Linked DNA regions of Mus musculus: regions 1, 2, 4, 5 and 6 are each linked to region 3. A link is a loop called in an ENCODE intact Hi-C map of the cell type or tissue named here. Cell type or tissue: heart. All regions are shown on one strand. Region 1 overlaps Ldb2 (LIM domain binding 2). Region 2 holds the start of Gm40296 (a long non-coding RNA gene). Region 3 overlaps D5Ertd615e (DNA segment, Chr 5, ERATO Doi 615, expressed). Region 4 overlaps Ldb2 (LIM domain binding 2). Region 5 has its middle 27 kb from the start of Gm40296. Region 6 overlaps D5Ertd615e (DNA segment, Chr 5, ERATO Doi 615, expressed).

What was found. Hi-C counts contacts between places; a loop is a spot of excess contacts. Peaks named below come from ENCODE experiments on the same cell type or tissue, not always from the same donor. Only the 100,000 strongest peaks of a DNase experiment are listed, where the experiment ranks them.
Region 1: a loop joins it to region 3, with 3 times the contacts of the local background. A loop is called at or near these places in 12 of 42 quality-filtered maps.
Region 2: it touches region 3 in a loop (8-fold over the local background); 18 of 42 quality-filtered maps call a loop at or near these places.
Region 4: it touches region 3 in a loop (7-fold over the local background); 11 of 42 quality-filtered maps call a loop at or near these places.
Region 5: a loop joins it to region 3, with 4 times the contacts of the local background. A loop is called at or near these places in 9 of 42 quality-filtered maps.
Region 6: it touches region 3 in a loop (3-fold over the local background); 9 of 42 quality-filtered maps call a loop at or near these places.

The regions. Positions count from the first base shown.
Region 1 is chr5:44,481,152-44,486,151 of GRCm38, reverse strand. All of the region lies in intron 5 of Ldb2 (LIM domain binding 2), which reads left to right. Among named protein-coding and RNA genes, the nearest start is that of Gm40297, 53 kb to the right of the region's middle. In heart, a CTCF peak has its summit at 2,528; no DNase peak of the experiment used is centred here.
Region 2 is chr5:44,301,678-44,306,677 of GRCm38, reverse strand. Gm40296 (a long non-coding RNA gene) reads right to left here and starts at 381. Exons shown (of 4, transcript XR_868403.3): 1 at 207-381. In heart, a CTCF peak has its summit at 2,293 (motif pointing left); no DNase peak of the experiment used is centred here; H3K27me3 peaks cover 857 bases.
Region 3 is chr5:45,276,825-45,281,824 of GRCm38, reverse strand. All of the region lies in intron 4 of D5Ertd615e (DNA segment, Chr 5, ERATO Doi 615, expressed), which reads left to right. Among named protein-coding and RNA genes, the nearest start is that of Gm46912, 120 kb to the right of the region's middle. In heart, a CTCF peak has its summit at 2,988 (motif pointing right); a DNase peak (open chromatin) is centred at 3,014; H3K4me3 peaks cover 951 bases; H3K27ac peaks cover 910 bases.
Region 4 is chr5:44,474,079-44,479,078 of GRCm38, reverse strand. All of the region lies in intron 7 of Ldb2 (LIM domain binding 2), which reads left to right. Among named protein-coding and RNA genes, the nearest start is that of Gm40297, 46 kb to the right of the region's middle. In heart, a CTCF peak has its summit at 2,528 (motif pointing left); no DNase peak of the experiment used is centred here.
Region 5 is chr5:44,277,109-44,282,108 of GRCm38, reverse strand. No RefSeq gene overlaps it. Among named protein-coding and RNA genes, the nearest start is that of Gm40296, 27 kb to the left of the region's middle. In heart, a CTCF peak has its summit at 2,245 (motif pointing right); no DNase peak of the experiment used is centred here.
Region 6 is chr5:45,400,837-45,405,836 of GRCm38, reverse strand. The region is part of intron 1 of D5Ertd615e (DNA segment, Chr 5, ERATO Doi 615, expressed); the gene reads left to right. Among named protein-coding and RNA genes, the nearest start is that of D5Ertd615e, 21 kb to the left of the region's middle. In heart, a CTCF peak has its summit at 2,966 (motif pointing right); no DNase peak of the experiment used is centred here; H3K27me3 peaks cover 480 bases.

The DNA.
Region 1 (5,000 bases), 800 kb after region 3:
ATAGAGATTAATAATAAGAGTCACAGAGGCAAACGAGACCCTTGCAGTGTCGAGATCCCAGATACAGGTGGGATTTGAGTTGGACCTTCGACAATATTAAAAGTTCAGAATGACATGAGTCGAGTGCAGTTTTCAGAGCAGAGCTAGGCTCAACAACAAATCCCTACTGGTCCACAGCAGTGATAGGGAAAGGGATGTTTTCATCACAAATCAACTGCGTCACTAGATGCCTTGTCTAGTTCATCTGACTTTTTTTTGTTTCTAAAAACAAATCGTTGTCAATGAAAGAAGCAATGAATTGAGTGGCTGTCTGCTTCTGCTTTTACACGGCCATGAGAGCATGACGAGTCATTTGCTGTCTTCCTCCTTAGACTAGCAGTGTTTGGAATAAGAGTCAACATACATTCCAGAAGGGCAAATAACAAATGGCTTTGGGTTTGTGCATCATAGGAATTTGGTCCACCTGTTCATCTTTGTTATTGTACATAAAAGGGGGTTTTGGAAGACAAGATGGCCAGATCTGGCACATAGAACATTGATTCTCAACATCCTGGTTTGATGGCTGGATGGAAGAGAGGAAGGGATATAAATAAGGGAAAAGGCCTAAGCAGAGATGTGAGCAAGGTGTCCACCTGAATCCTTGCAAAGTCCTGGATATAAAAAGTAGATAAGAGCTAGGGAGCTGGCTCAGTGGGTAACTCCCTTGCCATACAAATGGAAAGACTCGACTATGAATCCCTAGAATGCACATAGAAGTGCTCAATGTGGGGCCAGTGAGATAGGTCAATGATGGGTAAATTGCTTCCAACCAAGCCTAATCACCCAGAACATAGATAATAAAAGGATAAAACCAACAACAAGTTATCTTCTGACCTCAACACAAGTTCAGTGGCTCACAACACATAGACACACTAGTTAGTTAGTTAGTTAATTAATTAATTAATTAGAAGTCTAATGTTCTTATGTTGAAACTCGGGGAAGGGGCAAGCTCATAAATCAGCTGACATGGTATACTGGACAACCAATAACAGAGAGATCATGCTTCAAACAAAAATGGGAGGTGAGGACCTATATCTGAGGTTGTCTTCTGTCGCATCAATCCCAGAGAGAATACACCTGCACTCACTCATAGACATACAGACAGACAGACACACACACACACACACACTATATACATACATAGCCCAAAAGTAGATGTTAAAAAGAAGTGTAGATGATTCACAATGAGGTGTTATTCAAAAAGGATAGAATTTGATTGTTGGTGGCAGATGGGGATAACCACATGCCGACTTCAGGATACCAGCTTTACTGTAGCTCAAGGCTAACACCGACAAGTGCCACTTATTTGTTCAACTCTGTAGATGAACTGCAGCAGATGAGCCTGTATGTGCAGCTGAAGGTAATCAGAGTCCTCCTCCGAGAGAACTATCAGATGAAAGGGAAACAAAGAGAGGCAGCGTGCTGTCCACATTTTCTAGGCTCTCTGTTAATATGAAATTGCAGAAATCTTGAGACTTACCCAAGCCTCCCTGCCCAGTCAGCCCACACATATGCATTTGGGTCAAGCATTCTGCGCCGAAGAAGCAATCAGTCATTTATTGGATGGATAGATTGATCACTTCTAAGCCCACGGGACTGTGCCTGATTTGTCTGCTACTGACAAATGACTCCTTGCTGTTAATCTGGCTTCACTATCTGACCCATCCATCCACGCATCCGTTCATTCAGCAAATCCCCCTTGTCAGGATCCCAGGAAGTCAGACTAGAATGGTGCAGCGCAAGCCTAGCCTACACTCTCATTAAATCTGCACAGTGGCACCTTTTGAGGAAGAGACCTCACCTTCCCAAGGGACCTAACTGACCTGGGCAGCCCACACATGTTGAAATGTTTCATATTCAAGTGTAGTCAAGGCACAGGCTCCTCTTGGAACTTGATGACCCTACCCTTTCCACAGCTACCCGGATACCAGGTGATATTCTACAGTGCCACAGAAGGAGACAAAATTAAACTACAAACCTCCGTACATGCTGTTGCAGAGGTTGCAGATACTACCGACATACAGATTGCCACCTTTCTTTTCATGCACTGGGAACTTGGTGGCAGGCACAACTTTGCTATAAAATTGTTCTTCCAAGTCAATGGACTTGTATTATTATGTTGTGTGTGTGTATGTGTGTGTGTGTGTGTGTGCGCGCGCGTGCGCACACACACTTGCAGTATAGAAAAAAACAAGCCATTGAGGTCTGGCTTACAGTTATTATAAGAAAAAAGGAATGTTTACCTAGAGTCATATGAGACTGTGGTGGCTTGAACAACTTCCAAACCAGATTCTCAAGAGATTCTGAGACATCAGAAAGAGCAAGGATCGCCGCTCCAAGAGTTGGTTGGGACCAACAGAAACCTACTTCCCTAATCTTCCTGACTCTGTTGTAACAGTTGCAAGGCTTTGCTGTTTCCAGATTGTGATGCCTAGCTGCTCAGGAGACCAGCTCTTATCTGAGTTAGTTCTGCCACCTACAGCACACAGCCCAGCAAAACCAGCATAGGCTCCGCAGACAGGATAGCTCATTTGCATACATGAATAAAGGGGTGGGGCTGCGCATCTCCAGCCCGGGACCTCTCCAATGTTAAAAATGACTGTGAAGATTCTTGATTAGCATGCAAAGATGCAATCTCCTTTGGGATGGGTTACAATGATAGAAAGATATTTTCATATTAAAGTGGAAGAAAGAGATGGTAAGGATTAGCTTCGGAAAAAGAAATAGCTACCAATATCCAGAAAGGAGAGGCAATACTAAACACACACGCACGCACACACACACACACACACACACACACACAAAACAAAAAGCAAAAGAAAAAAAAATGAGTTCAAAGTTCTTGTGGTAAGTGTAGCTCCCCCAATCCATACCCTGCTTAATGTTGGTCACCCTTTCTGGGTTCAAGCAGGTCGTTTTTGTCATCCAGCCTGTCATGTAATGAAAAACAGTTTTGTCAAAAGAAGGTGATTTCCTGAGACACTTGAACTGTGAACCCAGGGTAGATTTCTTAATCTGTTTAAATCATTCCTAAGGGGACAGTATGTTCTTGGAGGGCAGAAGGGCATTCTCATATTTTGTGTCCCCAACAAAAGCCCAAGTCCTGAAAGCTGAGTGAATGTGTGTTGATGTCAAGAAATGAGGTTGTGGTGTTCACTGTGTGTGTTGTGCTTCCTAACAATCATGTCCTAATACTCGCCACACCGAGTGCTTGCGTGTGACACACCTTACCTCAGATTCTCACCATACAAGGTGGGTGGGTATCCACTTTCCAGATGAAATTGAAAACCCAGTGCTATCCAGCTGCATGTCCAAGGAGACACACCTGATGACAGTCACACTCCATCCTGAGACTCCCCAGCTGGTCCCAGTCACCTGTGTCTTTTACAGTCATCAGGATTGCATGTAGAAGAAACAGAAATGGACTGAAGAAAATAAAAGCTTTTGTGCAAGCTCTCTCTCTGTGTCCTGCAAGAGTGTGTGTGTGCATGTGTATGTGTGTGTGTGTGTATTTGTGTGTGTGTTCAAAAAAATGTTTCCCAGTCACTGGGATTTCTGAAAGTTTTTCTTGCCATAATATGACTGCAAACATCTCTGAGCTTCAGTGTGATCTGTCTCTGCCCTGTGCGGTGATTGGCTCTCAGGTCTGCCAGTAGAGACCATGGAGGCACTGTCCACAGCGTGCGCTCTGTGTATCCTTTGAGTCTTGGGAAAGGTTCCTTCTAGGGAAATGCCCACACATACAGCCCTCGCCACGTTGAAACACAGAATTAGCTTCAAGAGAATTCTGTCCTGTTTGTTGATTTCTTCTTCCTGGCATTTTAGATTTCAAAGGGGACATAAAATAAATAGGAAGGTCCTATAGATTGAAGAGCTAGCCAGTGATTGCAGGTTGTATTGCAGTATCTATAATGTTGGATTCCCATGGGCCAAGGAAGAAACCTGTCTCACTTCTGTGCTGGATGTTGTATATGTGTTACTCAGCCTTCAAAATCTTCCTTCTTCCAACAAAACTAAAAGAAGTTTACAAAAGACCCTTACTTAGGGTTAATGAATTTCACAAATCTGTCATTAACCAGTAAAATCTTTCTAGGTAACATTCATTGTGATCCTTCTTAGATCTGGGGAGGGAACTTGGGAAGGAGGAGGAAGTGAGAAAAAAACAGACAGAAACTGGAAACATGACAGAGTAGTGTTTTCCACTGGAACGTCCAGATTCTGTGAAGCAGAGGACCTGAAACTCCCATGGGAAATTATAGAGCCATATGAAGGTATGAGGGTTTTAAATGTGGATTAAGGGCAACATGTGCACAGTCCGTGAGAAGGGGCTGAGCACCCAAGTCTGTGTTTTCAGTAGTCAGACCTAATGGACACTCCTTAGACTACCCTTTGAGTCTGGAAAGGTCTTATAAGCACTATTCCTTAAATGCATCTGTTCACTGGGACACGGAGGCATTCCAAGACACTATGACCTCATGGAAAAGAGCCTTGGAAGCAGAGGACCGTGAAGGCTACATAAGTCTGTGAAGCAGAAAGTTCTAATTGCAAGAGGAACAGCACACTGCAGTTTACACAGGGAGATGTGTGGGGCATCCTTCGCTATGCCTTCAAGGATGGGGCAGGCATTAGCCATAAGGAGAAGATAACAAGCATCAAACAGAAAGTATCTAAGGGAGATGATGAAGGTAAGGGCTGATATAAAGGAAAAGGAAGAGTAAGGAAGTCAAACAGAAGCTAAAACTTAGGGACTGCACACATGTCTCTCCTAAGGCAACCACACATTTTACAGGGGCAGGCACATGCCAACATTCGCGTCACTGTCGCCCTCATGTGTGATGGATGGCTTGTTCCAAGTCGCAGACTTTGTGATCGTAGGTATTCTGATATGTGTGCACCCAAAGGAATCTAGAAAAGTCTAAGGTCACCCTAAATAATTTTGTCCTTTCATTTAATTCGATCTT
Region 2 (5,000 bases), 980 kb after region 3:
CTGAGATTAACTCTCTTGATTCAATACACACACACACACACACACACACACACACACACACACACACACGCCTGCATACCTATAGCTATACCTATAAGTATAGGTATATACCTATAAATATAGGTATATATATAGGTATAGGTATAGAGATTTCTATTCTGTCCTGACACTCTGGTCCAGCATGCCTCGGCGACCTGCCTCCTTACCTTAGACAGTGGTTCCACTTCCTTCAAAGAGGTGATGGTTAACCTTGATCTTCAATGTGATTTTATTGAGTAGCACAGTTGAAAACATCTCTGCTGTTGATAAGGAGGAGTGGAGTGGGATAAGAACATTTCCAAAGATGATTAGCCAAGGAAGGAGTGTCAGCCCTGAATGTTGATAGCACCATCCACTGGGCTGAAGGCCTAAATAGAATGAAAGAACAAGAAGGGCTGGGGCTCAGCGATAAAATGCCTGCCTGTGGTGTGTGAGATCTTGGGTTTGATCACCAGCACAGACAAAAAGGATAAGGTAGAAGAAGCCCACTAGCACCTTTCTGTTTTATCTCTCTCTCTCTGTCTCTCCCTCTACCACCCACCAATTTCCTCTCCCCTTTCTGACTACCATGAGCTGAACAGCTCTGCTTCTCCATAGTCTTCTACCATGATTCTCTTTCCCACCACAGCCCAAATCCAATGGAGCCAGATCACCATGGAGTGAGCTCTCTGAAACTTTGAGACAAAAATCTTTTCTCCTTTTAAATTGTTCTCTTGAGTATTGGTCACAGCAGATTGGTCACATCAATACAATAATGATGATGATCATAATATTTTTAAAAGAGAAAGCAAGAATCTAACAAGCTATGGCTCTAAGGAGAGACAAATGAAGAAATGTAACAGTGTCTGGCACATAGTATCCTAAAGAACAACCCACAAAGATTGTCTAAGTGCTATTCCAGGTTTCCTTCATCCTAGGAACTTCTTATGAACGAGCATTTGGATCTTTCTAGGGCTGGCAATAAAATTCTAAAGTAACACTCTGGTATTCTCCTCGGATAATTGTATCTTCTCTGACAAGGATTGTCAGCCAAAGGTACCCATTTTCCCTGGCTCTATGGACCCAAGGTGGGTCTGTAAGACTCTCCATCATTCCCCCAGCCACGTTATGCTTTCTGCTAGTACTGAAGCTATGCTGTGCTCATGCAATTGTTTTCTCAACAAAGACAATGGACAATGAATTTGTTGAAATCAGGAAAGTGATTTATCAGATCGTTATTGGTTACATTAAAAATTAACCTTTGTTGCTGCAACCGAAGACTCAACATATACATTATTAGAAGAAGATACTGTTACCAAATAATTAGCCTTGCCAGCATTTACTGACTCTGCATTGGCTGTGTGGTAACGTTTAGTATGTCTCTACAGTGGTGGGTGTCTTGACCCCATTTTGCAGATAAAACCCTAGTCACCTGCCATTGCACTTGTGACTTGCTTTGTAGCCTTCAACGTTTCTCTGAGTCTGTCTGTGTCTCTCTGTCCTGGTGTGTTGTGGGGTTGCTTATACCACTGACACACAGGAGACTTCAGGAAATCAAAAGGGATGCAGAAGAAAGCAGAGCACCTTAGGTGCCAAATGCCCTTTAAACCATATCTGACTTCCTGTGATCAAAATTGGCGTTTTCAATCATCGGTTTTTGATGGCTCCTTTAAACCATCTGCTGTTCTTCATGCGTGACAACATTAGATAGTGCAGGTTTCTGTGAAAAGTTCAGTGACTACAGACTTCCGGGTAACAAGTTGTTTGTTTGTTTGCTTGCTTGTTTGTTTGTTTGTTTGTTTGTTTTACCCTGCAAGAAACACAGTCCTTATATGGATATTCCCACTCCTTCGTTCCTGTGTTCTGTGATCGTGGCTTGTATTCTTGGCTTTCCTGACCAGTCTTAGACCCTTCTCCTCTCCTTCTCTTTATATCCCCCTATATTTTCCCACCTGGAAGTCCACAAGGACTAGCAAATGCCAGCAGTGACTCTACACAGTTTTATGAGTGCTTTTAGTAAATTAGGAATTAGAGCTGGCTTCCTGTGTTAGAACGGGGATTAGAAGGAAGGTTTTTCCAACGTCTCCTGAGGATTATACGAAAAGTAAGCAGGAATCATGAAGATTGGGAATGTTATTTCCAAATGCCAACATTTTTAATAGACAAACATTGCCTGCGATCCGGCTGCAGTATATTAGCAAAGAATAAAGAAAGCCATGAAAAGGTAAACACTGGTGGGCTCCTGGAATGGGTGAATATTCTTACTGGCTCACAGCGCCATCTTGTGGCCTGTTCTTAAACAGAGCCCGTTTTCATCGTAAATCAAGCCGACCTTCTGATCCTGGGCAGGTGAGCCCCCTTGGCAAAGTACAGGAGCTCCTGGCGTCCTGATCTTCCCTAAGCATGGCTGCCAGTCACCCCACTTGTTGGATAATTTTCTTCTCTTTGCTTTAAAACATTTATGATGTTTTCTTTCTTTCTTCTTAACTGGTTCTTTCTAGCTCCCATCACCAAATCTGCTTTATGTAACTCCTGAGGTGTGCTCCTTGCTTTATCATCCCATGCTTCCTGTTTCTTCTCCTCTCTACAGATTTTTATATTCCAGACTCTTCCACTTTCTTTGAGCATTGCACACCGGTGACGCATATGCAGACACTCAGGCATACATACATACACACACACACACACACACACACACACACACACATTAAAAAAAAAAAAAAAAACTGGCCATAATGGCACACACCTTTAATCACAACACCCAGGAAGCAGAAGTAGAAAGATCTCTGTGGGTATTGGACAAGCCTGGTTTATATGGCAAGTTCCTGGCTAGCAGGGCTATACCTTGAGATATTGTCTTTATATATATATATGTTATATTAAATGATTGGGCTGTTCTTGTTTTTCAGGTCTCTTCCTTGAATCTTTTGATTGAGTCTATTTTCTTACCTTTTGCTTGCTGGTTCACAGCAGTTTGTTGTGTATTATTAACATGCTGCTCACTGCGTTTTGAATTCCATTTTTAAAAGTCTATTGTTTTCGCTAACGCCTACTTTTATGATTCACAGTATGGTTTCTGATAATGAAAACAATCCTCCCTTTGCTTGTGGTCTGAGATAGCGTTCTTGCTCCACTTTTTGAATCGTATAAGCTCTTTCCCCAGTATCCACTTCTCAAGATCTGTCTGTACCCACTAGTGAGTCTTGCCGCTTCTGTCAGATATTGAGCCCCTTAGTGTACGTGAATTCTCTCTCATAACTCAAAACTTTGTTGCTATAGGTGAACAGTGCTGTGACAGCCTGGACTGAGTGTTCAGGGCTCCATAGAGACCCTTCGTATCTACTCAAGAATCCCCCTTATGTGCTGCTCTCTTTAAAAGTTAATTTAACTATCCATGGACTTTTAACATTAGCCACTAATTGGAAAATGTGTGTTAACTAGCAACAAATCATCTTGAACTTTTTTGAATCTGAATTAACTTACAAGTTTTATTAAGTTGAAGCCATTATAGTTTTTGCATTCGCCTCATGATAGCAATATCATATTCACATTTTCAAGTCTTTGTCTATTTCCTTCCTAAAGCTTTAGGGTGCTCTCTGTAAAGCTCTAATGTAGATAAGGGATACAGCTTAACACGTGTGAGGACCCAGGCTCCATCCTCAGGACCAGGTACAGAAGTTCTTACATGCCCTCTGTTTAAGTAGATCTTAAATATGACTTACTGTGACTAGGATGTTCTCCATCTTCCATTTTATGGTCAAGTTTATTATGACTGATATAAAGAAACACTTCAGATTGTATACAGCTTGTTAATATTGCTAAAGCTGGCGAGTAAGATTTTGTACAATTATTAAAACGTTTCATTAATTTCACTTTTTCTTTCCTTTTCAATCATAAAATTTAAACCTTTGTTTGTGGTTTCTTTTTAAAAGACAACCTCACTAGGTAGCCCAGGCTGGCCCTAGACTCAGTCATATAAGTGCTCAGGTTAGGACTATGCCACCACCAGGTATACAGCCTATTCCTTCTCTTAGAGAAGTACCAAGACTCCATATGACAGCAGCCCACATTGTCCAGTACAACCTCATCTTTATTAATTACATCTGCACTGTCCTGGTATCCAGCGAAAATCAAATTCAGAGAGATTAGAGTTAGCATTTGAAAACAAGGAACTGCTCATCTTCACCTCTGCCTCCACTCCTTCAAATCCAATTCTCCTGTCTCATCTATAGCTTGGCTGCAGACAGCCTGCTGCAGCCTCCCTCTCCCCTGCTCTTCTACCCTGTCTCCAGTATATCACACACACCTTCCCCTCCAAACTGCCTCACACCTAATGCTTTATCCCAACCCCCAACTCTAGCAGGTATTCCTTGGGAACCTGCAGGCCACTCAAGCCAGAGAAGCAGGCAGACTAACTACAGATCTTCACCAATCTCTCCCACCCCCTCTCTCTCTTCCTCTTCCTCCTCTCTTTCATTCCCAGCTCTCCAGTTTCACTCCATCTCTACAGCAAGCCTCCTGCTGCATCCTCCCTTCTACTCCACCCCGATATCCAATAGATCATGAAAATCTTCTCCACTAACTTTTTTCTCCACTGGTCCTGCTATCTCGGCCCCCAACACCAGCAGGCGTTGTCTGGGATCCTGCCTGCCAAGTCTAACAGAGAAGCAAGAAAGTCATCAAATCAGGTGGGCAGGCTTAAGTTCTTCACTCTCCCTCCTCCCCTCCACATCCAATGCCCAGTCTCATCCCCAGCACCCGATGTGGCATCTCCTTACTCTTTGCCCGGGTTCCCATGGAACCAAACAGAATCTGGTAGAACTTCCTGCTTTCTTCCCTCCTGTGGACCCCCTAAGGCACAACCCCAGCCTGTTCCCTTCTATAAGGGTCCACTAAAAACACATTTTACCCAGAACTCCAAGTGACAACACCTCCTCTGAAGATTTCCTACCAGGCAATAAATACACACACACCACACTCGC
Region 3 (5,000 bases):
TTTAGTCTAGAGTGCCATGTTTAAAATTTATAGAGACCCCAGGGCTCTCCTTAAGTGGTTTGGGGACAAAGTTTGAATGATTCATTTCTGCTTCTCTCCTGAAGAGGGTCCTGAGCTAAGAAGCACATTTTGAGGTACCTGAGAGATACAGGTCAGTAGGTAACAGCACAAACTGTGCTTGTAGAAGGCCAGAGTTGGATTCCCAGTTCCCATGCCAGGTGGTCTGTAATTCCATCTCAGGGGATCTGAAGCCTTCCTTGGCACTGCACTCACCTCCCCCTCCTCAGTACACATGCATAAATATTTTTAAAATAAAAGAACCAGACTATGGTTTGAACAATAGCAATTTGGCAATGCTGACTACCAAACCTAAATGAAACAAACCCCAGAACTCATGTTACAGAGAGAAACAGATAGAAATAGGACCTAATGCTGCAAACACTGAGGGAATCCCGATTTAGATGCATGGGTGTTCATCTTCTGTTGTCCCAGTATATCCACCTTGTATATTCATAGGGTGTTAGTGATAGGATCCCTGTGGATATTCATATCTGTAGATTGTGCAATGTTTGTCACCACCCACATCTTCCCATATATTTAAACTCACCTCTAAGTCACTTGTTACTCTTACTGTGTAACTACAGTGTAGTCGGTTTCTGCACTGTGTTGCTCAGGCAATAGTCACAATAAAAAAGAGTTCATTCATGTTCATTTCAGATCCAGTCATCCTCCCTGAGATTGTGATCCATACCAACTTGCATGTGTAGATGTAGGGTGTTGATCCTATGTATGCAGGAAGACACCAGTCATTTTTTAAATTAATTTATTTTTTACACTCCATATTTTTTTTTGTTTTGTTTTTTGTTTTTATTTATTTATTTATTTTTTTCCATTTTTTATTAGGTATTTAGCTCATTTACATTTCCAATGCTATACCAAAAGTCCCCCTTACCCACCCACCCCCACTCCCCTACCCACCCACTCCCCCCCTTTGGCCCTGGCGTCCCCCTGTACCGGGGCACACAAAGTCTGCGTGTCCAATGGGCCTCTCTTTCCAGTGATGGCCGACTAGGCCATCTTTTGATACATATGCAGCTAGAGTCAAGAGCTCAGGGGTACTGGTTAGTTCATAATGTTGTTCCACCTATAGGGTTGAAGATCCCTTTAGCTCCTTGGGTACACTCCATATTTTATCCCTCTCTCATTCACCCTCCAACTGTTCCACATCCCACACCTCCTCCCCACACCCTGTCTCCATGTGTATGCTCCCACCCCCACCCCACCTTACCTTTAAACTCCCTGGGACCTCCAGATTATTATTATTTTTTTGGGAGGGGGTTTCGAGACAGGGTTTCTCTGTGTAGCCCTGGCTGTCCTGGAACTCACTCTGGAGACCAGGCTGGCCTCGAACTCAGAAATCCGCCTGCCTCTGCCTCCCAAGTGCTGGGATTAAAGGCATGTGCCACCACTGCCCGGCAAGGGGCCTCCAGATTCTTGAGGGTTAAGTGCATCATCTCTGAATGAATACAGACCTGGAAGGCCTCTACTGTATGTGTGTTGGGGGCCTCATATCAGCTGTTGTATGCTGCCTGTTTGGTGGTCCAGTGTTTGAGAGATCTTGGGGGACCAAATTAATTGAGACTGCTGGTCCTCCTACAGGATCACCCTTCTCCTCAACTTCTTTCAGCCTTCCCTAATTCAATAATGGGGTCAGCTGCTTCTGTTCATTGGTTGGGTGCAAATATCTACATCTGACTCTTTCAGCTGCTTGTTGGGTCTTTCAGAGGGCAGTCATAATGGGTTCCTTTTTGTGAGCGCTCCATAGCCTCAGTAATAGTGTCAGGCTTTGGGACTTCCCCTTGAGCTGGATCCCACTTTGGGCCTGTCGCTGGACCTTCTTTTCCTCAGGCTCCTCTCCATGTCCATCCCTGTAATTCTTTCAGACAGGAACAATTATGGGTCAGAGGTGTGACTGTGGGATGGCAAACCCATCCCTCACTTTATGTCCTGTCTTCCTGCTGAAAGTGACACCAGTCATTTTTATCTTGTGTATTTATTTTGTTTGAAGACAGTCTCTACAAAGGACCCCTTGGAACACTAATATCTTCTTACTCTAGATACTGACTTTATTATGCCATTTGATGGCTGGTAAATTGAGACATTAATAAATAAAACTATGCAAATAAGTTTTACAATTTAGTCATTGCCTGACTATAGACAAGCAACTTCATGCCCATGAGCTCTAGTTTTCCTATTTGCAAAATAGGAACAATAATGTCTGCTCTGTGCTGTTATGAGGGTAGAAATCTAATCTAAATTGTCCCTTAACTCAAAGGCCAGCCCCTAAGAATAAGACTCTTGTCTGTGTTTACCAAATATAGTGTCCTCCTGACTCTTTGGCCAGGACTCAATTTCATGTTTCCTGGTCAGTTGTGAGTGTAGAAGGGAAAAGAGAGGATGTGCGTGTATTAGGAGTGTATGTGGCTGAAATTTGACTCTGTTAAAGCATGCTGTCTCCTAACAGCTCTTCTTTTGGGGTTTGGAGAAACAAAAGACTTCTTCTCTTGGTTAGGAAACCAAGATCTAGAAGCATGAAGTCTCTGGGAGCCATTTCTTCTATTCCTAAAATTGACTCTAATGTGCTCTGTGACCTATGGAACACACTTTTACCTGTCTGAATCTCTGCTTCCTATGACATAAGATAGGTCTGGGGACATTGCTTAGTGTTTAACTTCCTGGTGTGAGCTTTACCTACCTGGTGTGAGGTCTTAGTCTTGAATTTGATCAAATTACAAAAATAAAATAAGGTAAAATGAGGTGGCTAGTCCAGGTGGCATTAGCGACTCTTCAATCTTTGCAGTTTTAAAATTCTATCCAGATTTGGGAGTATAAAAACCTCGAAGTGTGTTTCTTTTCTGTAAAATGAAGGGGTGTGTGGTAGCAACGAAGAGGTCGATGATGGGACTGTTATTTTAAATTGGCCACTTGGGGTCGCTAGCGACTCGAGACTGGCTGATAAGGACAGCAGAATGCCTCAGGGAATGGATTCTGGGGGCGGTTGATGAAATTTTCTTTCTTGTCTCTCCCTTTGGTTCTAGAATTTGGCAGAAAACTTGATCGCATCATTAGTGTTGAACAGCTCTTAAGCACGTGGCAGAGGACTGTATAGAGCCTAGGCTGTGGCAAGGTAGCCATGCCCATCCCCAAAGAGAAGAGAAGAGAAGAGAAGAGAAGAGAAGAGAAGAGAAGAGAAGAGAAGAGAAGGGAACAGAAAGAAAATAAAAGGAAAGGAAAGGAAAGGAAAGGAAAGGAAAGGAAAGGAAAGGAAAGGAAAGGAAAGGAAAGGAAAGGAAAAACAGAAAAGAATTAGACAAATATCGGAGATGCAGCTGGTCCTGCCTTTTGATTACTCGGTGTGCCTTGACTTGAAAAACCGGTTCTGCAAGGTTAAACTGGGTGGCATAAAACCTGACTCCGAGGTAGTGTAGTTTGTCCCATAGAATTCGGAATCATCAAAGGCAGAGAGCATTGAATTCCCACGGAAGCCCGCTGAGTAGGGGGTTTTCCTGATGAGCTCTGCTGATGAGGAAAATGTAGCGGAGAAAGACGCAAAAGTCCCAGTGGAATCCAGTGAGGGATCACCTAGCAAGAAATAAACAAAAGAGGGCCAAGCGTCTTTGCACTTGGAGCTGACAAGCTCCGCATAATGTAACCCTGTCCAGAAGAGCAGTACCCTGCTCAGAGCATGAGAATAGCTTTCTGCAGTGCTGTGTAAACAGTCTTTTTCACTAGCCTTCCTGGCTGCTAAACTGGGAGAAGCTTAAGTGGAGGAGGAGGAGGAGGAGGAAAAGGAGGAGGAGTCATCGTCAGAAGGATCTTAATAGAGACAGATTTGGAACTCCCACTGTCCCCTTTCAGGTCTTGAATTACTGTTAATTTTGTTACACCCATCTCTCTTCTCCTAATACTTTTAGAGAATGACAATAAAGAGTCTGCAAAACGAGGGAAATCCACTTTGCCAGGCTGGTCAAAGAGACCCTATCTAGGGGCTGCTTCAGATGGAGGTCTTCTGCAACAGAAGTGAAATATCTATGCCCCAGGTGCCCTTCAGGGGTCATCTGCAGTACCCCTTTGCAGTTTGCTGTTGGGGAGCAGCTTACAGAAAAGGAAAGTGTTTGTGCCATTGTTTGGGGGCTTTCCTTGTTTGCCCCCTCCAAACCTCCAAGTCCAGTCCCTGGTAAACTGTTGGGGACTCTGGAGACTTCAGCGTCTTTTCAGTTTCTTCCTAAACTGTACATTCACACCCATACTGTTTATGTGCACGATCCCCTCTGGTATGTGTCCAGCACAGTTACAGAAACGTACTACGTCTGGGTGCACTCAGGACTTTCAAGGGGTTAACCTCTTTTTTTATATTGCTATCTTCTGTGAAATGGAATAATGCTGGTATTTCCCTAAGGGTGTGATGGGTAGGTTGTAGCAATGTTGAAGTGTAAGGTGATCCAGACTTAGTGACACTATGATAGGTACTATTCCTTGAACTTTGCAGTCCATGATGGTAGCATGTATAACGACAGAACATTCAAAATATAGCTACTGGTGCACTGAGAACAGACTGCCCCGAAAACACTATGGGACATCTCCAGCAATTTTTACACAGATCCTAAGTTTATGTTGTAATTGGTTGCAAATATGTGCTTGAATAAAGTGCCTTTTAAAAGTTAATCTTATGCTACTTTTTGAAAATATGGCTACTAGGCAATTATTATACAAATAATCATGATAGAATATTTTTTTTTACAAATGGCTTATATTTGTATCTCACACTTTATTTCTGCTTGATTTTGCTACCCTAGTCCCTCTAGGACTCATCTGTCTACTAAAATACTACCATTCAACACTACCAAGCTCATTTTGCAGAGCCAACATTACTTGGTAACAAAACAAGAAAGAAAGAAAGAGGAAAGAAAAAGAAAGAAAGAAAGAAAGAAAGAAAGAAA
Region 4 (5,000 bases), 800 kb after region 3:
GCTTTTAGGCCTGAAGCCTTGCCTTTCCTCTTCACCCAACTCAGGGGGACTGGGATTTCTCTCTGAACGAAAAGGATAGGTTCTGGGTAGTTTGGAGCTGGGAGGAGGGGGTGCGGTAAGGAAAGGGTAGGATGGGCCAAGAGGTAAGAACCCTGCCATGGTAACGTCCCCTGCAAACGAAGAATTAGGAGGGCATATTAAGAGTCCGTGCTGTGATGGGACCTGAATTAAAAAGCCATCAGAGTCACTGACAGGAGATATGGCACTCAAGGTTTAATTAAAGCATCACTTAGCAGCATGCCTCCTGGCATATTAAGGCCTCTCAGCGGCAGCCTTGGAGACCCAGTATGCCCCTGGAAACTGGTCTCCTGAGCTCTGGCCCCATACTGTAATTTGCCGAGGTCTTCCCAGCATGGGCCTCCCCTCTTATTTAAGAGCCAGGTAATTAGCTTGCAGCCACTAGAAGTATATATAGCTCTGTAAACTTTTGTCTGATACATCATTAGTCCATGAAGAGCCAGCCTCTGGTTTGATCCCACTTCTTTTTACCCTTGACCTCTTGCTTTTATTTCTGGACCTAGACAAAGGCTACTTGAGGGTAAGGGGGAGAAGCATGCTGTATATTTAAAACTGAGTGTTGAAGGTAGTGTCCGAAGAGAGTAGACTGCACGGCCTTCTTCACCAATGGTTGCTTCTTTTCAAACTGAACCATGGCCTTTTCTGCTTCCAAATTCTCACTGCAGGGTTAAACTGTCACTTTCAAATACTTCTGTCCTTACAAACACCTGCTGTCACCATCTGCCATGATTCCTTGTGGCTCCTCTGCCCATGCTCATGATTGTCACCAGGCATTTGACTCTGTTGAATCCTGACCCTTTCTTGACACTATGACTTCTAGACACTATGACCTCTCCCCTACTCTGTCTTCCTTGCCCTTTCCACCCTCTATCTTTTGTCCTCACCAACCTCTTTCTGATCCTACTTCACCTCTGTCCTCAAGAGTAAACTTTATCTGGAAACTCCCCACTTGCCAATGTGCCTCTCTAATCTGCCCTTCAGCCCATTTCTTATTGGTCAGTCTCTTTAGACTGAAGAAACCCAGTGCTCAAGGGTTCTCTGAGTCTATGGAATTCTTCCTGTCTTCCACAAATTGGGGCATGGTTTCCATTTTCCCTGTATTAGAGAAACAGGGATAGTAGAAATAATAGCCACCAGACATAAAGGGGATCATTTAAATTCTGAGACTGCTAGGAATTATTATCCTCATGTAATGCAACAAGTTTCCAAGCAGTCCTATTTCCTGAACAGACCTTTGTACTCATCATATTTGATGGTCAGAGAGGGAAGGTCAGAAGAGAGTACCTGATGTCAGCATTTATTTATTAAGGCACCAAAGAATTGTGTCCCTGCTTAAGCAAGAATGTGACTGGAGAATGGGAAAAGTGGCCCAGTCTAAAACAAATAAACAGAAAATGTCCATACAAGTAGCCCATGTATTCCTCTAGCCCTGGGTTTTGTTAGGTTCCTCGACCAAACAAGCAAAACGGATATCAGAGAATTCTGGAACCAGGGTATTACTCAAAAGTATGGATATTGAAGGAATTTAGGTCAGTTCCACTAGCTTTCTCTAAGCTCCTACTATGCTATGAAAAGCACTAGCAATTCTGAGATTTAAAATTATTTTAAAAACAAGGCCAGGAGGCTTTGTCATTAAGGAGCTCACTGACTAACTTGGGCATGACCGAGAAGTTTCCTCTTTGTTGCCAGATACACAGAGCATCGTGTTGAGAAGAATTCTTGACAGGTAGTGTTTGTAGGGCATCCATTAGTGATGTCTGCCAAGGGTTTAAAAGTTGAGAGTAAAAGAGTACCTCATATATTTTGGCACTCCTGGTCTGAGTGGAGTTATTTCAATTTTAAGAAACCTAGGTTTTCTATTCCGTAATCCTGCTTTCCTCTAAACCAATACGAGCTTTTGAGTAGAGGATTGCTGCATTGGGAAAATTTGCGTGAGTGTGGATTTTATGTGACCAAGGCAACACTAAATAGAAAGATGAATGCCGCTGTACCAAGCATCTTAAGGTATTTACATTAAATAGAACTTGCAGATGACCAAGAGAAGCAAGGAAGAGAAGCAAGCTATGAAAATGTACAGATTCTTAAGTGTCTTCAAGTTCAATGGAATTTAATAGTGACCACAGCTTTTTAACCATATTTTACTGAATCAGCATCATCTTATTGTTTGAATAGAAATAATCTGCAGGCATCAGACGCCTGCCCAATGACCATAGCCCTGGCCTGCATAGATTCTGCAACAACAGTGTATGTGTGCATACATGTGTATGTGAGTGTGTGTGTGTGTGTGTGTGTGTGTGTGTGTGTGTGTGTGTGTGGCCAGGAATAGGGTTTAATCCTTGGATTCTGCTTCTCACTTCATGAGCAGGGGCTAGGAGCCATCCCGAACTGCAGCCTCAACCCTGGGAGGGATGGAGACCTGTGTCATTCAACAGCAGTGACCCCTTCTGGCCAATTTAAGGAGAAGCATTGAGGGGCCCTGAAAGGAGTCACTTCCAGTCCTCCTCAGAGGTTGGTGGTCCTTGCACGGGGGATTAGTGAGAAGGTGTTAAGTGGGAAAAGGTACCTCGAAGCTCCCAGCTCAGGAGCAGAGGTCAGCTTCATGGGGAGCAAGGGTACGTGGGCTACTCTCAGATGCATTCCTGTGCCCCTAAGTGGGTCACAAAGGATGGAGATGGGAAGGAAATTCACTCCCACACTTAACTGGGATTTCCAGGACATGGGGGTGGGGATTTACATTTCACACCCCCTGGCTAGCAGCAGCCGGACTATACAACACATCTCTACTTAATTTTCCTTGAAGGTAACAAATAGAGATAGTCAGAGCAGAGCATCCCTGCCCTTTTGTAAAGGTATGAAAAGAACCAAATAGAAATGTTCATATAACTCTTTAAGTGGCCTTAAGTATTGACATGCACATAAAGTTTAAAATTCTTAGGGTTCTTATAGCTAGGCCCCTATCAATCAACTAATTCATGTGTCTGTGGTTATACACACACACACACACGCACACACATACAGAGAATTATGTTTCTAATTAAAATACTTTTAAAATAGCCAATAAAGCCAATATAGATAGCATCTCTCATAAACTTAGTAAAGATGCCTGGGTATCTTTTCCAGCAAATGCTAGTGTGGGGGTGTGGCAGAGCTGTCCTCCACACATCACAAGCCTCCACCAGAGCCCCACTAGAGTGATGCAAACCACTACATGCCTATTGTTTTTCTTGCATGAATGTTGTTTTCTAATGCAGAGAACACATCTGCAGTGCTGGGGACTTTCCTTCTCAAGTCACACTTAATTTGACTACTTGTGACATCTCTCCTCTGCTTTTCAAACCACCCTTCACTTCTTTACCCTCTTTCAGCTTCTCCCGATGGCCTTGGAATCACAGTACTAACACAGACCCACATGGTTTGTTGGATGGCCTGCTCCTGCCAGCTGACACTCAATGCATGTTCCCCCAAAGCCTCCCTAGCCAAGCGCATCCATTAACCGAATGCTGTGTGCAGCCAATCTTTCTTTCCCTACTCTTTCTACTTCCTTCTCTTCTTCGCCACAAGTAAAGCCTTTTAATTGCCTGTACCTAAGTGACACTTTTTATCCTCAAACTCCAGTGAGTGAGATGATGGCCTCTCGGCAAACTGAATAATGTTCACAAGTCTGTGTGGTGTCTACAGTCCATCTAAAATCACGTGGTCCCTCTTCCCCCTCAGAAAGACAGTCTATTTTTGCATCTCATCGTAAGAGTCCTCGTGAGGATTCTTACATGTCAGTGTCACTTCTGGCTCTTCGTTGCCTAGTAAGCACTTTCTTGGAAGCATCGGTTCAGTATCCGGCCATACTAGTACCGTTACTAGTCCATTTACTGCTGAGTTAGTGAAGCTCACATATTATACATTTACTCCATCTGCGCCATTTCTCCTTAAAACCAATTTTACCAGTTCATGAGAAGGACTAGTCAGAAAATATAGTGTGGATAGCTGTTTATCATCTCATCCAAATAAAGAAGGGGGCAGGGAAGGACTAATTGAAACGAAGTTTTTCCTCCCAGAATAGACCAGGTGGGAATTAATACAGGGTTTGTTCAATGGACTCCTTCAGAGTTCTAGTTTGTATTTAATTAGTATCCATGTTGCTCTCTTCTCCAGACAGTAGAAAAAGCTCCCCAGGGTTTTAAAAATGTCCAGTGGTCAAACATTTTACTGGAATAGGTCCCTGTGAAGGACTGCACACCTATCCCTCCTATGCAGCTGGGCTAGCAAGTCTTCCCCCCCCCCCCCGCCCCCGCGCCCCTCGCTTCCTAAATGGTTGCTGAGAACAATTTGCCCACTTCAGGCCCTGAACTACTCGGAAGAATCTATCTGATAGATAGCCTGTCCCACACCTGGGTCATCCCAGTATAATCCTCCCTTTGAACAGAGAAGCTGGAATTCTGTCTTGGGTGTCTATCCCTATCCCGACTCTGGGCCTGGGCTTTTCCAGCTGTGGCTTCTACTGGAGCTCCCGGCTACAGTAGGTGGCTTTCTTGTTTGCATGGAAGGACAATTTGTATTTAAAAGAGTGATTACTTGGATTCTTCTTGCTTGCCCCCACCCCTGATGACTACCAGCTCCGTTGGAGTAATTATAATTAGCTTGCTCTTCATCTTTCTTTTATGGTACCAGCTGGATGGCCTGGTTCTCTTTACTGCCCAGATTGGTAGCAGGGTTGGCTGTGTAGAGATAGGTGACAGGCACCATGAAATAACAGATGGTAAATTCAGGGCTTGTTGGCAATCAGCAGGTTTTTGCTAATGACTTAATTAGCTATGCAAATTGTCAAATCAGTGTGAACATTGTTTTTATCGAAAACTTTACCTAAATTAATTACCATAATTAAGTAGCAGAATGTCAAGGATATTGGCTGCATAAAAGGACCTGGC
Region 5 (5,000 bases), 1.0 Mb after region 3:
CAGCACACACCTGACTCTCCACACCGTTATGTTCTCTCTGTATTTCTTCCTGTCCCACCCACTTTACTGAATTGTAACTCTTAGTTTGCAGAAGAAGCAATGGTCATGGAAAGGATGCATTGTTAAATAGTTTCCCATGAAAAGACTTGTTCAGTTAATGTCTTAGAATATGATCTTATTTGAGAAGGCAATGTAATCGAGTGCAGATTTGGTCATATTCAAGTAGAATGGGTTAATATCCAATCATACTGACGTCTTTATAAAAAGATGGAGAGATGGCTCAGTGGTGAAGAGCATGTACTGTTCTTCCATGTCCCCAGACACTCCTATAAGGAGACTAACACCTGTCTATAACTCCGGCTCCAGGGAGATCTGATACCGCTAACTTCCAAGGGCACCTGCCTTCCCGTACACAGACTCACACTGGGACACATATAGAATCTTAAAGTTTTTTAAAGAGTAAAAATTAGATGAGACCCCCTAATGCAGCAGAAACACCCAGAAACAAAAAGTAAATACCCAGCCTTGCCATGATGCAGGCAGACATCAGGGTGATAGAGAGATGCAACCATAAGCCAAATAACGCCTGAGGCCACTAAACCTGAGCAGAGGAAAGAAAAACACCTCCCTGGGTGCTTCAGAGAGTATGTGGCCATGAAGATGCCTTGATTTTAGATTGCTGGCCTCCAGACCTATGATAGACTAAATTTCTACTGCTTAAGGCCACTCAGATTGCAGAATTTATATAGCAGCCCTGAGGAAGTTAATGTAGGACGGATGGCAGAAGTCAAGAAACAAGACGGAAAGGACTGTGAGCATCCATAGGTAGAGACGGGGATAGTGCAGACTGTGGGGATGCTGGCGGGGGTGGGCACTATCAGTTTGATGGATACTTACAAGTTTGGATAAGGAAGGAAAGATGATTGCATATTTCTGGCCTGAAGAACTGAGTCAGTTACAGAAGTAAGAAACATCAAAGGGGGAGCAGTTTTAAAAGAAAACAGTACTCTAAGGTTAGGAACTTGCCTAAATAGAGAGGACCATTGCACAGCTGGGTATGTGAATTGGTGGATAAGAAGAACGGTGTAGCCTTGAAATACAGCTGGTCACTAATGCCTAGGGGAGAGAAGATATCATCAGCCTAGTTTCTGAGAAGAAAGAGGTGAGGACTCTCGATGTGTAAGCAAAGGGTAGATGGAATCAGGAAAGAGGGAATGGAAGGAGGACAGAGAGAGGAGGGAGGGGGAGGGGAGAGAGAGGGGGGAGGGAGGGGGAGGGGAGAGGGGGGAGGGAGGGGGAGGGGAAAGGGAGAGGGAGGGGAAAGGGAGAGGGAGGGGGAGGGGGAGGGAGAGGGAGAGGGAGAGGGAGAGAACATGTCCCAGGTAGTCCGAGATTGTGGTAGTTGTATCACATAGAAGTTGTATCACTTAGTCTGTTTAGATTCTGTCTCAAAGTGAGGCCTCAGACTTCAGTCCAAAGTTCCGTGGAAGCCCCTGTTCAGGCAAACTTCTGAAGGCTCTCTGCTATCATTAGGACCAGAAATCTAAGCATATTTCCATTCTTCATGTTTCAGCTAAGTTTCTCCTGTACCCCCCTCTCCCTCCCCCTCTCTCTTTATCTCTCCAGTGTATGTGCACATGAGTGTATGTTGTGCTGGTTTGGCACTGCCAATCTTTCTCACGGAAATCACCTCTCCTGACCAAAATGCTTCGTCCAGAAGTGTGCTATAGAGAGTTGAGGTGTGTGTGCCTTAGCAGTACACTCTCACTGCTGTGTTCAAATATCTAATACGAACAAGAAACAACTTAAGGGACAAGGTCCTATGTCAGTTAACAGTTCAAAGGGCTACAGCTCATCATAGAGGAGAAGGTGTGGAAAGAGGACAAGGAGAAGACAGTTACATTGTGTCTGCAGTCAGAAAAAAATAAAAGAGAAAACAGGGAGCCAAGCTAAGCAAAGAAACCTGATGGCTTAGCTACTACCAGTGTCCTACCTCCTCCAGCTAGACCCCACTTCAAGGCCCATCGTCAGCTAGGAACCAAGTATTCAAACACCTAAGCATTTAGGGAACATTGTGTTTTCAAACCACAACCGGACACAGTTGTGGTTCTGTTGTTTTGTAAGCATCTTAAAGAATATAATTAGGTTAGGAGGGCTGATTTATAATTTATTTTGTGATGTTAATTTTTATAATTATCACTCCTTGGTTATTTAAAAGTTTTACACTTTTTTTAAAGATTTATTTATTTAATATATATAAGTACACTGTAGCTGTCTTCAGACACTCCAGAAGAGGGAGCCAGATCTTGTTACAGATGGTTGTGAGCCACCATGTGGTTTTGAACTCAGGACCTCTGGAAGAACAGTCGGTGCTCTTAACCACTGAGCCATCTCTCCAGCCCCCAAGTTTTATACTTTTTAAAGTGCATTTTTTTCCATTTCAACTGCCTTGTTCAATGTCAAAATGTGTTCATTTCTGGAGGAAGGATGCCAGTTAATAGTTCTATTAAAAAATAAGAATATGGTACTGGGAAGAAAAACTTGAACTATACATGCCTAGATATTCAACATTGCAATATCAATCCTTCAATAAAAGATTTCAGAAATGTTCTAAGTTACTTTATGGTGAGATGTATAGCTTAGAGATGCAAAGAATAAATGTTTACATCGATTTATGTTGAATGTCACAGAATTTCATAGGAAGGAAAGACAGTTTGATATTTAAACAGGATCCTAGCAACAGCATCCGTGCAGAAACATATTGACTTTGTGCTCTTTGCACTCGAGAATAATATCAAATATTCTTCTCTATCAAATTACAGGAGCTTTAAAATGTCATTGTGCAGTCAATCAGAAGATTTTTTTATATAAAAGGTTTAACATCAGTCATTTATTTAAATATTCACTATAAGGATTAATTGCTCTGAATATATTTTATATTTGGAAAGTTTTATAAAAATTTATATTTTAAAATATATTTATTAATTCTTTGGGAAGTTCATAAAGATTATTTTGATTGTATTCACCCCCATGTCCTCCCTCTAACTCTTCACAGATCTACCCTCACCTCCCTCCCCCCCCCCCCCAATTTTATGTCCTCTTGTTTGGGGTTGGGCTGTTTTGTTTTGTTTTGTTTTGTTTTGTTTTGATAATGAGCCTGTAGCTCCTCAGTTAAGAGCAAGGACTCATGAACCCTTTTTTACTTCCTACTTACTTGCAAGCTAGACTACTGTTTGGCATGATTCAGTGCAGGTGGCTGTACACAGAGTGAGTACCACAGCCCTGGCAATACCCAGAAAGCAGGATTTTATTTTGTTCCAGTTCTCTTCCAATACTGGCTTCTACAGTCTTTTTCACTTGCTGTCTTCAGTGATAGTCCCTGCACCTTTGGTAGGGGCTGTGGTACTGATGTCTCACTGTGACTGAGCCTGCACCTTTAAGAGGAGCTATGATGCAGATGTCTTAATGTGTGGCTGAGCCTGAACCTTTAGGAGGGGTTGTGATACAGATGTCTTATTGAGATTGAGCACTTCTGCGCCCCAACCAGTGTGACTTTCTTCATCAGCCAGCATCCACTGCACAAAGAAACTTCTATGGTGAGGTCTGAGAGTTACGTGAATCTACAGGTAGAGAGATGTTCATTTAGGGTGCAATTTGATTCTATGTCCACTTAGTAGAATAATAATAGTAGGTTCCCTCTTGGGACCTGTAAGCTTCTCCACAATGCACCGTTGGGCTAGATTTGCAGTACCAGTCATGTCTCCTTCTGTTCATCTTCAATTCAGTTGAAAGCAATCTGTTTCCCCCATAACATCCACGTCACCATTATGCCAGTGGGAAAACTTTTATTTATACTATATTGAAAGACATCCCAATAATCAAGGTGTTTACAGTAGTTATAAGGCCAAAGAAAAAAGCATCATTAAAAAAAAATGTAGCCTTGTGTGCCTTGCTTTATCAAATACCCAACTTCTCTGGAGGAAAGTCTTATAATTCGCAATTTTAGACACATGGGCAAATTAGAATGTTTTGAGAATATAACTATAGTTCTATATTTTGGTTGTTCCAATATTTGTTCTTCAAATACACTGTCTAAAAAACTAAAACAAATATACTATAAAAGCACTAGTAAAGAGATTGGCTTGCTGCTAGATGCAGATAACCAGAGAGAAGTATTTTAGTCTTTCCAATGCTTATCTTCACTGTAATACTATGTTCAAGGGGTAATGGGAGGAGGAGTTTAGATTTGCTAAGCATTACAGTTTAAAGTAATATGTCTTCAACTTAATATCTGAAAATCTATATGCCTAAATAACCCAGAATCTAGTCTTCTCATCATTGGGTCTTAGATGTGGACCTGAATTAAAGGGGGGGGGGGAATGTGATTCAGAGGGCCATTACCTGTGTCTTGTGAATGGAGAGTGTCATAGGGAGTTCTGGGAGAGAGGAGAGAGGAAGAATAAGAAACCATCCTTACTACAGAAGCCAAACATCTCAGGGAGAAGCAAGGCAGACAATCAGGCTGTGGCTGGGATGGGAAAAGATGCATGTTGAAAACCAAGGGGTCCCAGTTGAAAAAAATCAACTGTGTCATTTACATTTGGTGATCTGAGAGACAATCGCCTTTCAGATGTCCTTCCACTGCCATGACGGAAATTATTTCTAAGTGCCTTGTTATAAAAGGCACCAACTCAAGACACCAGAGAACAAGGTGAGTATGAGTGTTTTGCCAGCATATTTGCATGTGTACTACAAGCCTGCCTGGTGCCCATAGGAGTCTGAAGAGGGGATCCTATCCTCTAGGACTGGAGATACAGATGAGCCACCATGTGATTGCTGAGAATTAGACCTGGGTCCTCTGCAAGAGCGACACATGCTCTTAACTGCTGAGGCATCCCTCCAACCCCAACACTATCATATTTTAATTTGTTGATTTTGCTGAATCGGCCTTGCTGATTAAAATCATAAACACTAAATATTTTTATTGCACTGGGCATGTT
Region 6 (5,000 bases), 120 kb before region 3:
CGGCAATTTATACCCAGAGGTTTAAGAGAAACCACATAAGTACAGTTCTCATTAGTTCAAGCTGTATACAACACAAGGACAAGCCACAGGCAGCAGGAGCCTGTTTGTGCATAGAGGCATATAAAGGATAGTTAGCATTTTAATTGATTAACAACAGCAAGCAATAGTGAGTAATCTGAAATAAGCTCACTCCTATCCGACTCACCAGGAGCAGCATGAAAACACATTCCAAGAACAAGTCTGTGCTTTGAAGAAACAGAGGTCACAAGACTCTTGTTTTCTTGGGATGTTCTCACCAGCACTCAAGATTCTTCTTCACACATGACTCCATTCCTAGATGGTGTTCTGATTTTTTTTTTTTTTTTTTTGAGAATGCTGAAACCTTTCAGGGTTAACTTTTGTTTTGTTTTCTGGTTAAGACATCCTTCCAGGTCAGATGTCATGAAATTATTAATACTTTCAACCATATTGGAACACATGTGTTCAACAAACAAGCATTCACATAAATAAGGTGAGTGCATTCTCTCTCTCTCTCTCTTGTGTGTGCAGCTTCTCAATTGTGTATGTTCGTATCTTTGCTCAAGTGAGTGGGCGGCCAGGCAAGTAGAAAGGAATGCATGAGAGGAGAAGAGAGCCTTTAAGGGAGCTGATGAGAAGGGTACTAGAACACATGCAGTTGGAGTGTAGAAAGGGAAGTCCTGGGAAGGGAAGTCTAAGCAGGGACCGGAGTATAGAAATGGAAGAATGGGTGGGAGGAGAGTCAACCAAAACTAAGTTCTTATGAAAATGCCATGAAAAATCAGTTACCTAGTAAGCTAATTGAAGAAAGAAAAAAAAGAAGAGAAGAGAAGAGAAGAGAAGAGAAGAGGATCTGGAGAGATCCTCAGTGGTCAACCATCTGATCCAGATATATATTCAGGTGTGCCCACAAACAAAAAATAAATACATCTTTTAAAAATAAATAATAATAATAATAATAAGGTCATGGGTGAGAAAGGTGAAGGGGTTTCTGCTTCCAGGGCATGCAGGGAACCTGCACTAGGTCTCTGCTCAGGTTTACTTTCAGTGGAAGCAGCAAGCAGTCTCTTCCACCTGTTGTTTCTGTTATGTGCATGTCCTGGGTGGCTTTTCCAGGGGAGTGGGCTGATGGGAGAATTGCTGTATGTGGCTAACTGATAAAGCCCCTGTGATGCTTTCTAAGTGGACATCAGAGCTCACCAACCCAGTGAGGAATGTGTTTCCCAGAATCCTTGGAGCAAGAAAGAGGTATATGTATGTGTCTGATTCTGCCATAGTGCTATGGCTTCTGCAATGCCAGTTCAGAGCCCAGGCACAGGGTACAAAGACACGATATTCCCACTCCATTCAAGTTTGTCTTGAGAAGTCTGAGTCTCAATGTGAGTGTCGCATTAATCACGGAGTCACGTGCACTGTAGTCGCCCTGGAGAGCTGCTCTTATGTGCGGAGGACTTTTCAATCATGAGAAATAAATTCATATTGAAACCTGAGAACTTTTGAATGTATGTTTGTGTAACACACACACACACACACACACACACACACACACACACACACACACACACACACGTTCAAGCCTTTTAAGCCAGTTGATCATAACCAGCTACTTTTAGAGAAGGTTTAAAATAAGCTTGGCAATCTACATGCTACTGATGATCTTTAGGTTGTACCAGATAGTACTGTCTTAAATGATGGATGATCAAGACTCAGATAAGAGATACGAGATATGAGGATGGAGAAAAGAGCAACATCACATTTAGGCAAGTGATATCAGAAGTGCTGTATAAAATAATGCCTGCTTATTTTTCAGGGTTTTGAATTAGTTATATTCGTGCATTCCAGATCCACAAATTCTGAACACTCTGCCTCTTTCAAAGTGATTGCCCTGAAGACCACCATTTTCAAAATGCCTCGAAGACTGCTCACGGCAAAACCCAGCTAAGTGTGTTAGCCCGCCCTCCTGCAAGCCGGGAATAAGTGCAAGATTCACTTTCACTTAATGTTAACATATTTGGGTCAACCAATACAGGTGGGAGACTAGTTCACGTCCATCCATTGTGCGTGGCTCTCGGGACGTTCACGTCAATCCATTGTGCGTGGCTCTCGGGACAAAGATGAATGAGGCTTGCTTCCTGCCCTTGAGGTGCTCACTGTCTGCGGGGAAAAGGACCACATAGACAAAATAAGTTAGCTCCGGGGATGAAAAAAGATGAAAGATGCAGAGTCCCGAGGAAGCAGAGATCTATCTTGATTTGGGTAAATAGGCACTCGAGCCTATTTACTATTACTTGAAGGACAACCAAGACCTTGAGAGTTTTCTGTGAGCTCTGAAAAGCAACTGGCCTTGTTTCTGAAACTTTAGGACATTGTGCTCCATGCCACAGATACACTAGCCTAGGAGGTGCATGAAATCTGGGCATTTCAAAACCCACATAATGAGAGGTCTGGACTAACAGGGAAATCTTCATAGTATTGTCTCTGAATGCAACATTTTGTTGATGTATTTTTTCTGAATTGCCCTTATTGAGTCATCGATCCCTCTGGCTTTCTGCACTATAACAAGAAATACTTCAGATTTAACTCTCCTGTAACACCATGGACTTGGCTCTTGGCAGTCTTCCTGATGTGGTGGTCCTTTCCAGATGTGCTTCTTAACGCGTGGACTTTGGAATCTCGTAATAATGGGTGCATGTAAGACAGGAGGCTGAAAACCAACCGTTTGCACCATACAAAGATCAGTTTCTTAAACTATGATTCCATGGAACAGTTTTGGAAATATTAGTAGGTGTACTATATGCTAGGAGGCTTATATGTGGTTCCCTGCCTCCCTCCACCCACCCCCAGATTGCTGTTCTTATTTATAATCTCTCAGCTGCATACTCACCTTTTCCTGAAGCATAAAGGAAACATAAAGTATTTCTCCTTTGCGGCAAACTCCAGCTTCGTCAGTAGAGGGCGCAGGAGGAACATTGCAGGAGAAAGGAGCGGCTCGCGGTGCTGTTACTTGACTCCAAGCGCTCAGCCCCACAGTGCTCTCAACTGTAGAGCTCAGCCCTCAGGCTCACTCTTTAGAGGGATTTTCTATTTACCTCAACACGGAGGATCAGGCTTTGTCTGGCATTTCAAGGATCTTCTGCAATCTGAAGAGCCCAACCCCGCATGTTTTAATCGTATCCGAATCCTTGCTTTGAGGAAGAATCCTACTTCCAAATTTGTCCTTCCTTGAGTACTTTCCCTTGGCCTTAGAGTAATATTTAGCATTCATTTTACATTCACTTTACATCGTTATAGTTACTCTCTTGCGGTTAATAAGCTTTAGTGTCAAACTTGCCCTGCTCTGGTTCCTATACAAATTTCGTCTCCTTAGATTCGTGACTCACACAGTCAGAATACAATAAATGACTCTCAAATACTTACCTTGGGGTCCATTTATATCCTTAAAGACCCCAAAGTGCTTCTGGTAGGTTGTATTTATTGATATTTGTTATACAGGGAAGTAGAAGTAAGACATTTGAAAGACGTTTTAAAGCTGATTCCTTAAAGGGGCGAAACCTATTACATTACAACATTGGGAAAAAAAAATCTACATTTTCAACACACAAGGCGTTAGTGAGAAGAGATGAGACAGTCATTTTTGCAAAGGTCTTTATACCTGATGAAGACCTTTGCACGGCTCTCATATCCTATTCCTCCTCTGCTGGGATAGGTCATGTAGCTCAGAAATCCCCAGCTCCTCCCAGATTCGTAGCGATAAATGGAGGAGGATGTTTATAACCCTTTAAGTAAGTGTGGGGTGCTTCTTTGATGCTGCATCAAACCTCAACTAGTGGTAGTTTTGTTCTGATTGTGGCCCCCTACCTCCCCTGACCCCCATTGTGTTTCAGGTCAAGCACAAGGCCACAGTGGTAGAATCTACCAGGTCAGTAGTGAGGCTTTATAGCCGAGAGACTGTCAACAGGAGATCCTTGTGCTGGAAGCTTGGTTTCCAGTGTGGGAATGTGGAAGATGGAGAGCTGTTCGCGAGGGCATGCTGCTGTCCTGGAGGGACTGCTCAAGATGAAAACTGAAGATGACCAGGAATCTCTCTGCATTCCTCTTTTGGGTTTTATCTTCATCGTTCATGTGTTCTGCCACCCACCTTGAGGAATTTGTCAGAGCAAGGTGGGATTGAGAAGATGTAGGAGCTGTGCCCTTGGGACCTCCCAGAGCTGTAAGTGAAACCAGACTCTTCTCTTTATGAAGTTGGTTTGCGGGTTGGAGAGCTGATCTAGTGGTTAAGAGCATCCACCGATCTTCTGAAGGTCCTGAGTTCAATTCCCAGCACCCAGATGGCAGCTCACAACTGTCCAGTGTCATCTTCTGGCAAGCAGATGTACATGCAGATGAGTACTCATATACATAAAATACATTAAAAATAAATAAAATAAAATACACTTTATTAAAAAGTAAAACCAGCTGGTACAAGCTATTTCCTTAAATAGAAAGTAGGCAAATACAGCAACCACTCTGAAACTAAAATCCATAGTCTGTTTGGTATTTTGACTCTGTTTTTGCCCATGAATGACTGTGATGCCATTTATTGGCCATTTGGAAAATACTGGTTCATTGAGTTGTTCAGATATTGCAATGCTGCTTTGTTTCTTTATACAACAAGCAAACTACTTTCCTTCATGTTACCACCGATATTATTTTCAAAACCAAGTATTAGGAGTTACTAAGTTTAGAGTGGCAGGCATATTTTTTTTCCAAACCATCTAAGAGTATGTAGTTTATCATTGGTAAGAAAACATTTTCCAAACAATTAATTTCAAGTAATCACAATTTATTTGTCAGTTGTCTTCTCAAACAGGAAGATAATTTTTAAAGGAAATGACTAATTTGTCTTGTCATCTAATGATTCCTGTGTTGTTCCTCAAGACAAATGAGTACTTTTTTTTTAAAGGGGGGGCATTGGTGAGATACAGGTATTTTTTCTTTAATAT